Regions from separate parts of the Mus musculus genome. Here region 1 is linked to region 2. Evidence: chromatin loops called from intact Hi-C (ENCODE). Cell type or tissue: left cerebral cortex. All regions are shown on one strand. Links, peaks and the distances in the headings refer to the core of each region. The heading gives the core; the rest is flanking DNA. Region 1 has its middle 110 kb from the start of Gm39029. Region 2 has its middle 170 kb from the start of Gm34838.

Evidence for each region. Peaks named below come from ENCODE experiments on the same cell type or tissue, not always from the same donor. Only the 100,000 strongest peaks of a DNase experiment are listed, where the experiment ranks them.
Region 1: it touches region 2 in a loop (2.5-fold over the local background); 2 of 42 quality-filtered maps call a loop at or near these places.

The regions. Positions count from the first base shown.
Region 1 is chr7:69,170,197-69,178,539 of GRCm38, forward strand. No RefSeq gene overlaps it. Among named protein-coding and RNA genes, the nearest start is that of Gm39029, 110 kb to the left of the region's middle. In left cerebral cortex, for the core only: no CTCF peak of the experiment used is centred there; DNase peaks (open chromatin) are centred at 4,359, 5,036 and 6,062.
Region 2 is chr7:69,228,825-69,237,167 of GRCm38, forward strand. No RefSeq gene overlaps it. Among named protein-coding and RNA genes, the nearest start is that of Gm34838, 170 kb to the right of the region's middle. In left cerebral cortex, for the core only: no CTCF peak of the experiment used is centred there; DNase peaks (open chromatin) are centred at 4,678 and 5,127; H3K27ac peaks cover 1,427 bases.

The sequences.
Region 1 (8,343 bases), core at 327-8,326, 59 kb before region 2:
TGATACTATATTTTAATTAAAAATGAAAATATATTTTTAAAAAAGACCTGTTTTATGGCATTTTTAGAAAGAACAGATGCAGAAACAAGCAGTGCAGGTAGGGTAGGATATCCTTGTAAATTGAGCATGAGGAAGTGGTGGAAGAGAGATGATGCCAACCATTGATGTTCTCATTCTGTTTTGTTGCCCCCAAATGGGCACCCTACTTAATACAATGCAAAAATGCATGGCAAAGTCACTGTCATCCTAGTATCATTTGTAAAATCATTGCGAAAAGAAAAAAAAAAGGCCAATTAAAAATACTTAGGTATATACTTGGTCCTTAATCATCATGAGGTTAAATCTTATACTCTTACTGAAATTTGCAAACATCTGGAATGGAAAGCATGGAGCATGGAACTGACCTTGCAAACATTAGGACTCCACAGAGCAGTGCCCAGTGAACCATCTACTGCTGCTTCTCATTGTCCTGCAGCTGACCGGGAACTGCAGCTCATCACTGCTAGCCAGAACTGCCAAAGAACAGCACACCACATACTGCCACCCCTGGAAAGAAGCCAAATTCCAATGTATAGGAGGGTTTTCAGTGAGTACATATTGCTTCCATTCCAGTGCATGAAAACCTCTAAGTGGAACCATTGTAAATCAAGAGCAACCTCTGTGAATCTTAAAGATGATCACTTCTCTAGGTTTAAATACTTGTTCATCCACTGCCTAGCCATGTTATTTTGAGCATGTAGTTTGCTCAAGGAGTGTTATCTATGCTATGTAACTAATGGAGCTATAGGATAAAATAAGCAAAATGTAAAACTGTCCTGGGAATATGGATGAATTACGGTAGAGCATTTGCCAAAAAAGCCTGGGTTTGATCCCCAAACTAACAACTCATTAACTAATTAGCTAACTAACTAAACTAGTTAACTAACTAAACAAACAAATAGAATGGAAATGTAACATTGATACACATCTTGTTTTAATTTTCTATCTATTGTTATCATTGAGAAGAAACTGAAATGTCATGTGGGAAGATGAATGCAAAACCGGAAAATATGATATTGGCCCCTCTTCTGTGAAGACCAAGGGAGGCACAGGATGCCTGAAGTCTGACATGAAAACTTCGAGGAACGAAGTGGGCTCCGTCACAAGTTGCCTGTTTTGTAAGGCAATGATTCTCAATCTCCTTTTCCGTGGCCTCTAACCTGAGCCCAGCTGCCCTTATTTCCCCTGTTGAAATCTCTCCCAGATATGATTTCTGTGCAGGTGAGTCATTTAAAGGAGAACTAGTCCACATTCCACAAAGAATCTTTCATTCTAAAACAAAAAATGTGAAATAGCCAAAGGCCGGGGCTGCTGTCCCCAGCTGTCATGAGCTGAAGCCACATGTGGCGTAAGATTTCAAGTCAAGCTTCCAGCAGGTACCAGAGGCAATTAAGTTTTCTTGCCCCTCGTGTTGGAGTCGTTCCAATTTGTCTGCAGAAGTGCGCGAGATGACCTCAACGCACCTCTGCTTTTCACTTGAATTTATTTATTTCTTGAGTGACAGGATGCTGTTTTTTAGGCAGAGAACTTTCATTTAATAATTCAGCAATTAGATGCACCGCTGTCAGCTGCAAAGCCCCTAACAGCTTTTCAATGACAACATATGGGAGGCTTTCATGGACTTCCAAGGTCCTTCTCAGATGTCCTGAGCAGGAAGGACAGAGGAGCAGGAGGGCGTCCTCACTCAGGTGTGTTGTTCAAACCCAGATGCGAAGGCGGCTGAGGGTTCAAGTCCAATGCCTCCATTTCCTCTCTTTCACACCATATCACTGACAAGGGTCCAGGCCTGGTCCAAGAAAGTTAGAAATGGTAAAATTAAAATACTCCATCACTGGTATACTCCATTCTGCCAGAAATGTGAGCCTAAGGTTCACTGATGAACACCGCCTTGCAGGGGATGAGGGAAGGTGTTTCAATATGCCTTTGTGTGGATTCTGCATGCATGAAGGTATCTGCTTTGTTTGCAACCTCAAAAACAAAACAAAACAAAACAAAACCCCCAAACCAAACTAACCAACCCAAACAACAACATCCACAACAACAACAACAACAAAAACTTTGCCAGTAATTTATTTTTTCCCTAAAAGGGGGGGGGGACCTTCTAAAAAAAACAAAAGAGAGGAGAAAGATACTAACAGCAGCATACTAATTAGCCAAGACACCCCAGCTACTCTGCATTAGCAGAAGTGGGCACATTATGTTGTATGTCTTTGTTCACCGGCAAGGACTTGCAGTAGCCAAATAATTCACTCTCAGGTCTGCTTTAGCTAGAAGACATGAGGTTTTAGAAACTATAAAAGATCATTTAGAGCAGTAACAAATTACTGCTTTTAATAAAATGCTTTTCCTCCAACTGAATAGAAAACCGTAAAAATAGTCTAGAGAGAAATAGTCTATAGAACACTTTTTACTTTGAGAAAAATAATACCGAGAAAATGATAGCTGTGTAGAAGACCCCTGTAAAGAAGGATAAAGAGCGCCCCCTCTGGCATCTCTTTCTAGCTGCCCTATTTACCTAGCTCCTCATTGCATTAAAGTCTCTGCAGCAAGATCCCCTCATTCCAGTCTTACTGCTCAATGCTGACTTGTAAAATAATAAATTTGCCTTTAGTTCTCCTTTCTATGCGGTTCATAAAATGGTCCTGTGAACCAGTTTCCAAGACTGTATGTAGAGGGCTTCTCAGAGTCCTTTCCACCCAGGCAGATTCCTGGCCACATCAGTTGACTTCCTTACAAGCACTGCTCAGGGTTTGTGTCCACGAATCAGTAGTTTTCTAGGTAGTAAGAATCTATATTGAAAAGTATCTCCTTTAAACTAGCCACAACCATAAAGTCATTTGTTGTTAGCTTTAGTCTTCCTTTCATCCTCAGGTTTGAGGATGGATTTATCTGCTAAAGTCCGAGTCTGGGTGTCAATTTACATGTTCCATTTCTTCAAAGCAATCTGACCTATGGTATCCATGGTAATTCTATTATACTGACCCTGACATCTAATATCTCATTTTTCCTGATCTATAGCAAGGTAGTGGGCATGTCCTCTTTATTCCCTGCCCTATTGTAGGGTCCATTTTCTGTTCTTTTCTGCTTCAATAACCAAGTCCAAACTGAGATAGTTAGAACATGATGACTAAAGGCATTAAGTATGCAAGGCTTGGAAGACTTTTCCTATTGAAGAAAATGTGTGATACATTTACATAATGGAGTATTACTCAGGTGTTAAAAACTAGAAAGAAAAATCATTCTCATTCCTGTAAGAGGTAACCCAGACCCAGAAAGACAAAGGTGGTATGTATTCACCCATAAGTAGACAATAGCTTTTAAATAAAGACTAATCATATTCACAGACCCAAAGAGGCTGAGTAATAGGGAGAGCTCAAAGTGGGGCACAAGTATCTCTCTGGTAAGAAGAAATAGAATGAGTTTTGCTTTGCAGGTAGACTGGGAGTGGGTAGTGAAGAGAACAAAAAGGACCCATGGGAGATGGGAGGGTGGAGGGAGAGAGTGCAGGGAGAATCATCTGGGATGGGAGGTATTTAGGGGACAATGTAGAAACCTAGTGCTTCAGAAACTTCCTGGAATCTATGAGAGTGGCCCTAGTGAAGTGTCCTAGTAATTGTAATCAAACAAGGTTTCCAGCAGTGAGACTGAGAGACCAATCCATCCTTTGACCTACAGTCTCTCCTTCCTGTGAGATGTGCTGAGGGTAATGGTGGTGCAGAATGTATGGGAATGACCAGCCAATGATTGATCCAAATTGAAATCCACATCATGAGAGGAAGTCATGGCTGACACTGCCTAGATTGCAAGGAATCAGAGACTGAGGACAGAACCAAACATGACTGGGAAAAAAAAAAAGTTCAGTGCAATGCTTCCTAATGTTTACTCTGCTAATAACAAATTGGTGCCGAGCACAACTGCCATCAGAAGTATTATCCCACAACTAATGGGCACAGATGCAGGGACCCACAGCCAAACATTAGGCAGATACAGGGGAACCCTACAGAAGATGGAGAGGAAAGCTCATAGGAGCCAGAGGGTAGAGAACACCAGGAAAACAGGGTCTACAGAATCAGCTAATCAGTTCTTATAGGGGATCACAGAGCCTGAAGCAACATTCACAGGCTCGCCATGGGCCTGAGCTAAGAACTCTGCACATACCTTATGGTTGTGTAGCTTGGTGTTCTTGTGGGACTCCCAAAAGTGGGAGTGGGGGTGTTTCTGACTCTTTTGTCTGACTTTCAGACCCTTTCCCTGCTACTTGGTTGCTTCATCCAACCTTGATATGAGGGTTTGTGCCTAGACATACGGAAACGTGTTATGCCTCAGGCAGTTGGTATGACTGGGAGGCCTGCTCTTTTGCAGCAGGGAAAAGGAGGAGGAATGAGTGGACCTGGGGGCGGGGACGGAGGGAAAGCTGCAGTTGAGATATAATGCATGAGAGAAGAATTAAGAAGCAAAGACTGCACAGAACACATTATGACTTTGGTGCCCTTTTAGGATATCATTAACCCTGACGTAGAACACTAACATAAAGAAATAAAAATTCATGTTTGGGCATAATAACTGAGAGGCCAATAACACTCGAGTTGGAAAATTGGGAGGCAATGTAGATGGATGTGCTTTATGTTGGTATTGTCTAAACTCTAACCCCACAGCTCCTGACAGGAGCCAGGTATGCTCCTCCCCACAGTTACCTGCAACAGTCAGGTAGGCCTCGCCCACTATAAAAGGGCTGCTTGGCCCTTCCTCTTTCTCTTACTCTCTTGTCTCCCTTACTCTTGCTTCCTGCTTGCCCCTTCTCTCCCCATTCCCTTCCTCCCCTCTCTTCATGGCAGCTTCCACTTCTCTTCACTCTCCTTTCTCTGACTTTCTTTGCCTATATTACTCTGTTAACTTCCCTCCCCATGCCTTAAATAAACTCTGTTCTATACTATACAGTGACTGGTCTCTTGGGGGAAGGGATGTCTCAGCGTGGGCCCGCTGAGACACACCCTTCCCCCACACTCTGTCAGAACGTATTCTTATAGTTCTTTCTTTTTGTGATCACAACACATTATATAAACTTTCCTTTTTTAGAGGTGCTCAGCTCATCTATACAGTTCAGCGTCTTATCATCATACTATAGCTAAAGCAGTAGATAGTCAAAGACTATTCATAATGGAAAAACATATGAATAAACAAACATTTGCAAATTGCAAACATTTTCTAAGCTTATTCTGTTCATCCTATTCTGTCTCTGAAACTATATTCTAGCCACATAGAACCCTGTTTCCCAGAACAGGTTGTGGAATCCAATTGGAAATACCCAAGGCTCTTCCTAAATTTCCCATTGGCAATAGTATTCTTTTGCTGGCAATTTTAAGTTGTAAACAAGATCAATGAAACGGCCATTTGTTGAAATATCTGAAATTACTATATTTGCTGATCTCCCAGACTCTAGAAGTATCTTTGAAGATATTGGATCACCATCCCCAAGATCTCAAAGATATTCCAATCCCTAGATCTAGGTTTGTAAATTACTATAAGTTCCTCGCAAATTTGGAAAGCATTTTGGGTCTGTTTAGCGGGACGGTTTTTAGGTTTCAGAGGATAGTAAACTTCTGTGATCAGACCACCAAGCTTCACTAGGGACATGTAGAAAGACATTTTTGGAATTTAGAAATCTTTTATGGAGTTCAACAAAGCTAGGCTTTTAAGACCATGGACATTTTTGAAAAAGCTAGTTTGAAATTCATGCTGAGCAATGGGTTCTTTGTTCTAGATGGCAAGTACCATGCTCCCAAGACAATTAACACCATTGATTCAATGGTGAGAAAAGTCAGGGCAAAATGACTGACAGGAAGGGAAGCACATTGTTTTCAATATCAGCTCCCTGCCCCACAGGCTCCCCCTGCCAGACCTTTGCACCTGTGAAAGGCACATTTGTTCCCAGGGATGCCCTCCCTGGCCCTTCTCCCAGGAAGTGGGCAGGCAGGGTGGGTGTCAGTTTTCTGTGTCTAGTTGCTCCAGGGAAAGAGTTTGCCCTCCCTTTGAGATCACCCTGAGCTGTATCTAGGTTAGACAGATACCTATCTTTAGTGCAGTAGAAAAATAGGTTCTGCCACATTTCAGTGCTTGCACCACCCAAGGAAACAGAAATAGCAGAGCAGGAATCTTGCTGTGGTGTGTGGTACCTATAAGCCCTGTTCTTGGAAGGCTGGGGCAGAGGATTGCCATGAGTTTGAGGCTAGCCTGGACTATAGGGTGAAATCAGTTTTTCATAACACACACACACACACACACACACACACACACACACACCTACCCCTATCACCACCAACCAACTAACCAGCCAACCAAGACCTAAATGATCATCAACAGAGAACAGCAAAATCCCCTATTATTTAGAGAAATATGGTTCCCACTATACATAGGTTGTGTACCTATGTACACCACTTTACTTGTAAGAAATTCAACACCCGTTTTTGTTCATGATGACTGTAATTAGAAAGGTAGGGTAAGATTTGCAAAGAGAAAGAGCAACAGAAGTATATTGCTTCTTCCCTCTCCCACCTCACCTTTTCAGAGAAGTGTAGGTAAAAACAACTGAAGAGAGAAAACATTGATCTTAGTACTAGTGCTCCATTTAGAAGGGACGTGGTGAACATGTCCTTCCTAAAGTCATTACAAACAAAAATCAGACTGCATTATGTGTTGAAATAGTAAAATATTACAGATTCCCAGAGACGATTGTCCATCTCTATGCTCCCCCCCACACACAAATGTACAAAATATAGAAGTGAAATTTGGCATCTGTTAAACATAAAAGTTACAACAAGGTAGGTACACTTTATAGATTTCTCACTAAAAATAAATAATATTAGATGCTCAAAATATCTAAGGCAGGTAACCATGATTAAAAAATACAAAAATAAGTTATTTTAAGCATTTTTGTTCAAAAGAATTATAATAAAGAATAATAAGTGTGAACTAGACAGTTCAGATACTATTTTAGTTATATTTTCTGTGCATTCACAGATCTAATAATTTCAGGGCTTTACATTGCACAAGAGACAAAGTACAACAGAGCAACTTAGTTATCAAAATCAAAATGTCCTTCTCTGTGAGCGTAAGGAGTAGCAGCTGGAGTGTAGCTCAGCTTGATTTGAAAGGAGGCAGCAGTAAGTTCTCCTGTAAGACCCAGGACCATGGATATTTGGGATTCATTCTGCAGCAGAGACTATTATAGAATCCATAAGTGAATACAACACAGAGAACAACACTATTGTTGTATCTACAACACAATCTCTAAGTTAAGGGAAAACTAGGGAAAAGGGTATGGGAAAGTTAAAAGATGGGAAAGATAAGGGGGTCTCTTTGGAGAGTGTGTTTTCTATACTTATGAGGAAATCCATACCCATGAAACCTCAAAAATCTGGTCACTTATATACAATCTGGATATTAATAATGGCAGCTGATATGCCAACATGGATGGAAGAAATCTCATACAAGGTTCCACCTTAGATGAAGGGTTGGAGAAACTTAATGGCTGCTGAAAGAGGGAATGATTGTCACTGAACACAAATAAATAAGAGTAACACTCAGCAGCCTGAAGTTATTTATGCATACTTACCAATAATGATTAAAGAACACGTCATGAATTTGGGAGGGTTTGGAAGGCATAGAAAGAGTTGGAGGGGGAGAGGGAGGGGTAGAAATGATGTAAAGACAGTATTTGAGCATGAAATTAAAAACAAAGTCCTCACCTCTAAACCCGTCATTTTTACCTAAAGTACATATGGAATGAGGGGTTTGGAAGCACTTACAAAATCTGCTTTCCTCACTTGTTCCTGTCTCTTACATCTCCTCACACTCTTCATGCTCCTCACGCTCCTCTTCCCTCTCTCATTCTCACCCAGAGTCTCTGTCTTCCCTGTCTTGACCCTTTGTCTTCTACTCTGCACAGTTCCTTTTGTGATCTCAGTCCCTTCATGGAGGGTGACCACTATCATCATCATGATCTCCCATCCCCCATTCTTTGAGACTCTTGGTTCTTTATTCTTAATAACCTCTAGGTATAAAAGTTCAGAAAAGTGGTCCCTGATAGTGCTCTGTGTCTTTTCTATCCTGGTGTAAAATCAGTCATTCTACAATGCTTAGGATCCAGTAGACTCAAGAGAGTTGGGAAATGAGGAGGAAGGAAATAGCAAAGGAAGGATGGAACAAGTTACAAGGAGAATTTGGTTAATTCATGAATTTTTTTCTCTACATATCTTTGTAAGTAACTCTAACAAAATTAACTTTATAAAGTGACATTTTAACCTG
Region 2 (8,343 bases), core at 204-8,203:
ATTTCTCTTTTGTTAGCATACAGAGTACTTTCTAATACCATGAATACTTGTCTGTAGTGTTGAAGGCTCAGCGTAGGACCTTGACTTCTTCCTGTTCATTGAGTTGTGTAAGTGTTGTCTACAGCAAGAGAGCCTTGCTGTCAGTTTGTGGAGCTCAACTAATGGTGTTGGCAACAGCCTGGCTTGTTTGCAGGTAACTAAAAGCCAAAGTAAATAAGGGAGATTATCGGTGTTGGGATAGAGAATGGGATGGTAGGATGGTTAGTTTTAATTGCCAACGTGGCATAAGAAGATCACCTTGAAAGAGAGACAATGAGAAATTACTGAGATCATATTGGCTTATAAGCTTGGATATAAGGGATTGTCTTGATTGTCAATTGATGTGTGAATAAATAGCCCACTCTGGGAGGCACCATTCTCTACACGGAGGTTCCTGGACTATATTCAAATAAAGAAAACTAGCAACAGGTGCCAGCGAATAACTTGTTTTTCTCTAATCTTGACTGTGTATATGGTATGGCAAGCTGTTTAAGGGTCCTGCTTCTATGATTTCTCTCCAATGATTAGCTAAAACCTGGAATTGTTAGCAAAACAAATATTCTCTTTTTAAATATGCTTTTGTCAAGATATTTTATCACTACAGAAATTAAACTAAAACAGATGGTCATTAATGTTTTAAAGTGTGGTCACAAAAGTTCTCATATTTCTTTTGAGTAGAATCTGGGGAAAAATAAGTAAGAAAAAGGGCTGTAAAGATATGAGATAGAGTAATGTAAAATATGCCAGACAGAAGTGAATCTAATATGGTTAGGAATCTAGTTCAGGGAAGTTAGCAGAGACAAAGGTTTGAAACTAGAAAATGAAGTCAGTGAAGAAGTGTGAATCAGCTAACCTGAAATCCTGGAGAAAATGTCTGTATAGATCTGGGTCTTTGCTTTGGGTGATGGGAAGCCTGTTTGGAAAGCACCAAGATGATAAGTGATAGGAATTAACTAGTGATCTTTAGAAAGGAACACAACAATATCAGCCCAGAGTAAGACAGAAAGAATGCTGGCTAGCTTTGACTCTTCCTATCTTTCTTTCTTTCTTTCTTTCTTTCTTTCTTTCTTTCTTTCTTTCTTTCTTTCTTTCTTTCTTTCTTTCTTTCTTCCTTCCTTTCTTTCTTTCTTTCTTTCTTTTTGTCAGAACCTGAGCAAGGAATTATTTGAGACTTGCTCTTTGATAGTAGCAGTGGAGGTACTGGAAGTAATATAATTCTGAAAAATGTTGATAGTTGTTAGTAGTGTTAAAGAAGTGTATTAGTCAGGGTTCTCTAGAGTCACAGAACTTATGGACAGTCTCTAGATAGTAAAGGAATTTATTGATGACTTACAGTCGGCAGCCCAATTCCCAACAATGGTTCAGTCGCAGCTGTGAATGGAAGTCCAAGGATCTAGCAGTTACTCAGTCTCACGCAGCAAGCAGGTGAAGGAGCAAGAGCTAGACTCCCTTCTTCCAATGTCCTTATATTGTCTCCAGCAGAAGGTGTAGCCCAGATTAAAGGTGTGTTCCTTAAACTCGGAGATTCAATCTTCTGGAATCCATAGCCACTATGGCTCAAGATCTCCAAACCAAGATCCAGATAAGGATCTCCAAGCCTCCAGATAAGGGTCACTGGTGAGCCTTCCAATTCCGGATTGTAGTTCATTCCAAATATAGTCAAGTTGACAACCAGGAATAGCCACTACAATCCACCCCTTGTCAACAAATGAATGAATGAATAAAGGACTAAATAAATGCATTGAGAGAGAGGAGGGGAAGAAAGATTGAGACTCACCAACAAAGCTAACAGCACAAAGATCATTAATCCCTTTAGTAACTCATATTTGTTTGTTTGTTTGTTCGTTTTTTCTTTAATGTAATTTTCCAGGGATCTGGGAATGGAAGCCTGCATTTAAAATGCCACCATCAGAAATAGGACTTCTAAGAACTTATTCTATAAAGCAGAGAATGGCAATATGGACCTTATACATGAAACTTTATCAGAAGATAACCAGATGTGCAACATTCATCATTTCTTTGGTGCTCCATTGGGAGACATAAATAGGAACAACAGAGATCGTATGGCCATCATATTTTGAAGTTGTCATTTACATTCCACCTTTAGAAAACAATTGCCAAACCCCACTCTAGAAAATGGAGGAGAGATTGGATAATGTCTAGAGGGTGACTTGGCAGCAAGAAAGACTAATTTTTATGATAGAAGATATTGCAAATTAAAATAAGGGGGATTTTTCCTGAGGAAGAAATAATGAATACTACTTCACAGTGAGAGGTCAGTCCTAACACATTTCATTTAATCTGGCCTTTCAAGAGGGTCTAGACTCTAGGTGACCATAGAAGAATGAACATAAAGTAAGGGAGGATATAGAAGTTCAGATGCAAGCACATGGGTATTATAGTCATAGTCACTACCATCTGATTGTTTGAACTGCTTTTATACATGAGAGAAACAAGATCACCAGTAGAATGCACTTGATGTTCCACCTTACAGAGCCAAATGAATGGAAAATAGTCATGATGAGAGCAGAAGATGGCAGGCAGTACCAGGTCTTACATTTTAAAATTATTCCCTGTGTAGAACAGCTAGGGTACAGGCTCTGATGTGATCATAGAGTTTTATCAGACTTGGTTTGGATTTTTCATAATAACTCTGACAGGAGAAAGAGGACCAACAACTAAAAATTTCATATGAAAGAGTCTAGGTTCTGTAGCCCTCAAATGTGGCTGAAAATCTTCCCAGGGAACTCACTGAAATACAGTTTCTTGTGGTTCATCTTCACAACTTGTGAGTTCTAAGAAATGTATTCCATGGGTTCTAACTTCTAATAATCTCCTCGGTAATCCTAAAACAGGTTCTCGCCCGTCCTAACGCTGGTTACCTGTAATTCATGCTGTGGTGATCTTCAACCGTAAAACTATTTTTGTTGCTTCTTCATAACTGTGTTTTTACTTTTGCTATGAATCTTAACCTAAATATTTGTTTTTTTTCTGATAGTCTTAAGCAAACCCTGTGAAAGGGTCATTCAAATCTCAAATATGTTAGAACCCATAGTTTAAGAACATCTGTCCTAAAACTATTAGTAAGAAAGGCTTATTTGCAAAAATATCACTGCCAATCAAGTCTGGTTATATAAGGAAATTAAGAAGTGCAGTGTGATGGACCTTGGAAGGGAGAAAGAATGATGTGATATAAGATCCATGAGGTATGAGAAGAAGAATGAGAAATAAGGCTTAGAGGTAATCTAGATGAACATATGGATGCGGTATAAAATGTTGGTATGATAGGTTCTACTGTATTTCCACACCAATGGGAGACTAAGTTAGATAGTGTAAAATGAGGTCTCTGGAAGTGAAATTCTAAAGGAAGAATGAATCTTGGTTTTATTAATATGCCCCAATATTATTGAGTATGGAGACACAGGAACTACCTATAATTTGATTGTACTAGAGATGTATAAATTGACAGTGATCAGTTAGGCATAAAGAGTCTACCCATACTACCACCAGGCTAATTACCAGATGCAAGAGAGGTGCAGAAGTGAATATAGCTGACACATAAAAGGACAATGAAAAAGGATTCTTACAAGGTGAGCTTCTTGAAGGTGGAGTAGAAATGTGTGTGTGTGTGTGTGTGTGTGTGTGTGTGTGTGTGTGTGTGTGTGTGTGTTTGTGAAAGGAATTTTGTTAAGGATGAATTAGAAGGGGCTCATAGAAAGGGTAGGGAGTGTAAAAATAGGTGGATGCTTTCATTGAGTTGGATAATGTAATGTGCTTAAATTTCTTAATAATACAAGGAAGAACAGAAGGCCTAGAGGACTCTTCTCTTTTCTGTGTCAATGGCAATTATTTTTGTGTTGAGAAAGGTCATGTAGGGTATGTGACTCTGTATGATACTTGGTATGCTTAATCCCTTCCTTCTCACTCAATAAACCACAGGCTCCTGCCATATCTCTGTCTTGTCTCCATTTATTGTGGAGCACACTGTTCCTAGTGTCAAGTATTGTTCTACAGGCAGGAAGTATAGGTGTACATCAGATGGCTATATTCTCTCTCCTTATAAAATTTATATACACTGATGTACTACATTATCAGTAATCCATAAATAATCCAAATAGTAACAATGTCCATGGTCAAAATCATATTGTGAAAATTGCAATAGAATGGATAATGATTTGGGAAGAGAACTCCTGTCTTGGAAACTGACATTTAATGGGAAAAACGGGATTCAGGAAGAAAGAACTGAGTGGATGGTATTGAGGTTACACCTGAAGAAGAAATACTCAGAACAAAGTGCATGCTGTAGTCAAATGGGTCTGGTTATAGACCAAGAAGGAGGTCAGAATGCTAGGATAATGTGCATGGTGATGTAAGCAATATGAAGGTAGAAATGGACAAGGCCAGCCAGGCATACTGCTCTCAGAAGACAGAAAATGAATGAAATGAACTTACTCTTTATTTCAACAGGCTTCCTAGGTAATATGTGAAACTATCTCCTTGGAATGAAACAAAATAGAGTTGAATTTTGTGAATACTGCAATTTAAGCAGATGTGTCCTAGTTTTTCTAGTGATGGGAGTGGATGTTCCCATGGAGAGGCCAGTCTCGCTAAAATCAGTTCAGGAGCATGTGGTACCCACAGCTGTGAGTCACATTGTCATGCTGCATCCAGTTCACGAGGCTGTGACTCATCAAAGTTTCACTTTCTGCTTTCTAAAAAATATTCCTTCTGTAATTAGATTTTTTTTTATCTGTCTAGTCTGAGTCTGATAAGAGCCTCTTTTAATGTGGCAGATTCTAAGAGCAGTGTTTGCTTTCACATAAACCAGAGTCTTCGCTAGTTAAGACTTTTTTTTGTTGACTTTCACATCTATTACATGGAGTTTCACCTACGTATAATATTCCTAACAGCCAAACTCATTTTTTTTTAAATACAGAGCATAACCTATTTGCTGCCTCTAGGTCAAATAATTTAACTTAACAAGTAATAGGCAGTGCACCTTTGACTGTTGGAGATACAAACTTTTAAATTAGTTTCCAGAGCCCTGCTCAGAGTAGTGAGTGCTGAAGGTGGCGCTTGAATACGTCCTAACTTTCCCCCCACGCCACAATTTCCATTTTCTAAAAATTTGGTTTCAGGTTTAAATGTCAAGAAAGGCAAAGAATATAGCTATGAGTAATGACTTCAGTGTTTTAAAGAATGGAACACAATGTCTGCCTGCTACTTACCCAGAATCAGAAAAAAGTGATAGTTGTTTGCCTCTTTCCCACAATAATTTAAGTTTAATAAATATAATTTTATTATGTATTTATCATTTGTGTTTTCTGGCATTATCTCATGTGGAATATTGAAACATAAAGGTCAGTGAGGCTCAGGAGTTAAGACAGATTAACACTCCTGTAGAAGACCTGAGTTTCGTTCCTAGTATCCATCTCAGGCAACTCATTACCATTTGTATCCCCATTGGGATCCAGTGCCTGTGTATTCAACAGTCTCCTGTGCTCACATTCATATATCCACACACAGACACACACACATATGTCATATGTATTGTTAAAAATAACAAAAAACATACTAACTATTATGTTTATAAATATAGGAGATAAAACCCTTAAGGAAGCTGTGTAAAGACTGATATCAATATGAAAATGTATTAAAAAAACTCTATAAGAAAAATATAATTGCTGTTAAAGTAACAGAGTTTATATCAGCAAAAGAAACTTTAAGATGAAATTTGGTATTTGTCTCTAAAAATAAATCATTTGCTCAGGAAAGTTCAGTTATGGCTTCTGATAAGACCATGAAATATTTCCTTTGGTTTCTTCTCAAGAAGATTCCTATATAACAGCAATCCACATTTAAGCCTTTCCAAAAAGGACACCTTGCAAGGACAAATATTGTGCCCTGGTTTGCTTTCAATCATTAGTGTTTTTAAGGTTAGTAGCCATCAAGGAGCCCGAAGACAAGGCTATTTTCCAAAGAGAAAAACAAAGTCCTTTGCTTACCTGCACCTATCAAATGAATGGGACCAGAAGCAAAGGACTCTGAGATCAGCTCCCCCATGACGCCTTTGTGAGCAACCCCTTTGAGACTCCAAAGGCTAGTGATGGCTTTGGCATCTCAGATTTCTCTTTAAGCTATTTTTATTTCACTCATTTCCATCCATCAGGAAAGTTTTCCATGATCTCTGAAGTTTGACTATCATTTCTAGACATTTATCACACTTTTAAAATTATGTAGTTTAGCTTCTATAGTGAATGCCTATCCATTTACATCCATAGTGACCCTACTTCTGTTGAATGAGCCCTGATAATTACAATTCATTAAAGTTGACTATATGTACAGAATCTTAAAGATTGAATGGTTTCTTTGGAATGAGTAGAGATAATGGTATTAGAGAAATTACTGGTACTAATGAATGTGACACTGATAGTCTGTGGTGTGAAGTGGCAAATTATTAGATTAGTATTTATAATCATCTGGAATTAAAGATTCAGAAGAGCAAATACTTTTGGCAAATGTCTGACACAGTGTTTGGGAAAAAAGAGGAATAATGACTATATAGTACCTTGAATATTTTAGGGGGAAACATACGACTTCATTAAAGAAAGTAAGTACAAAGTTCTAAATTCCTGACTGGAATTTTGGCCATGGTAGTATATGCTTGTAATTGCAAAGGTTGGGTGGGTGAGATTGGAGGAGAAAGAGTTCAAGTTCAACTCATTCGACATGGAAAGTTTGAGGCAAACCTGGGTTACACGGCCAGAAAACGCTAGAGAGGGAAGATTTCTGATGTGAATGATTCTTTGAGACCAGAGTTAGGAGTAGGAAATACTGCTGTAGAACTAAGCACTTAAAGATGGGCTATTTGAATGACAGAGACCATAAAGGGACTATGAAACACAAGCAACAAGAGAGTGCTGCAACGTGCAACCTAATGAAAACAGACATCAGAATGTTTTGACTCTCAGAAAACATTGGTTTTCACTAAATTGCCATGGCGTGTCTAGAACAGAAGTGAATGAAGGCCTTCAGTAGTATTCCATATTGGCATACCCAGTAAAGCCTTAGGCTTGTTAGCAGTACAACTGAAATCACCTTCTTTAAGGACTGTAGTTCCTCAATTACTTTAAGTAGATCAGCAATCCAACCCAAAGAGGAAGGAACCTTGAGCTATATCAGCAATTTTTGATAATATTGTGTCTTATGGTCTCATAAGAGACAAATACCTACTGAACAGATGGATTGTGCACAGAGGTGGGGGGAAGCATTTCCAGGGATTAGTTGATACTGGTTCTGATGCTATTAGTTGTAGAATGGCCCCTCCTTACCCCACCCCACCCCCACATTATTCTTTTAGACATTTAAGGGTTTATAGATGCAAAGCAGTTAATTAGTGGAAATAATTTTCAGGTTAATCTGAAATTATTAACTAGGTCTTTCAATTTGGCCTATGGCAATGAGGTTTAATTTTAAGCACTTTGATAATAACACTCTAGTGCTAAAGACATCACATACTTGAATTTCAGAACACGGAGAAATCACACTGCTACTGATGTGGAGGCCTTATTCTTCCTGGCTAGCTTTCACAATGCTGGAAGATTCTATTCAGGCTACATGGAGACAAAAGTAATCAAGTCTCATCTGGTTGCGAAACCTGTGAGGTACAATAAAGGCTGACATGATAAAAATATGTCCACAGGTGCAGCAGTGGCACAAGTGTTGTTGAGGTAACTAACCACTTCCTGACTGGACTTATACACTCCAACAGGAAAACTCATTCCTGGAACTAACTGGGATAAAAATCTGCATAGGGCCACCAAAGAGAATCTGATGCTATTCTGATAAATATAAAATGTAATAAACTCTCTTCTAACATCCTATCTTTACACTCATAAATAAGTACATCTCTAATCCTCCTCAGGGAAACTTCCTTTTTTTTTCTTTTTTTATTAGATATTTTCTTTATTTACATTTCAAATGTTATCCCCTTTCCTAGTTTCCCCTCCAAAAATCCCCTATCCCCTCCCCCTGCTCCCCAACCCACCCACTCCCATTTCTGGTCCTGGCATTTCCCTATACGGGGGCATAGAGCCTTCACAGGACCAAGGGCCTCTCCTCCCATTGATGACCTACTAGGCCATCCTCTGCTACATATATAGCTAGAGCCACAAGTTCCACCATATGTTTTCTTTGATTGGTGATTCTTCTTGGTATAGGTCCAAGAAGCTCTTGGGGTACTGGTTAGTTCATATCGATGTTCCTTCTATGGTGCTTCAATCCCCTTCAGCTCCCTGGGTATTT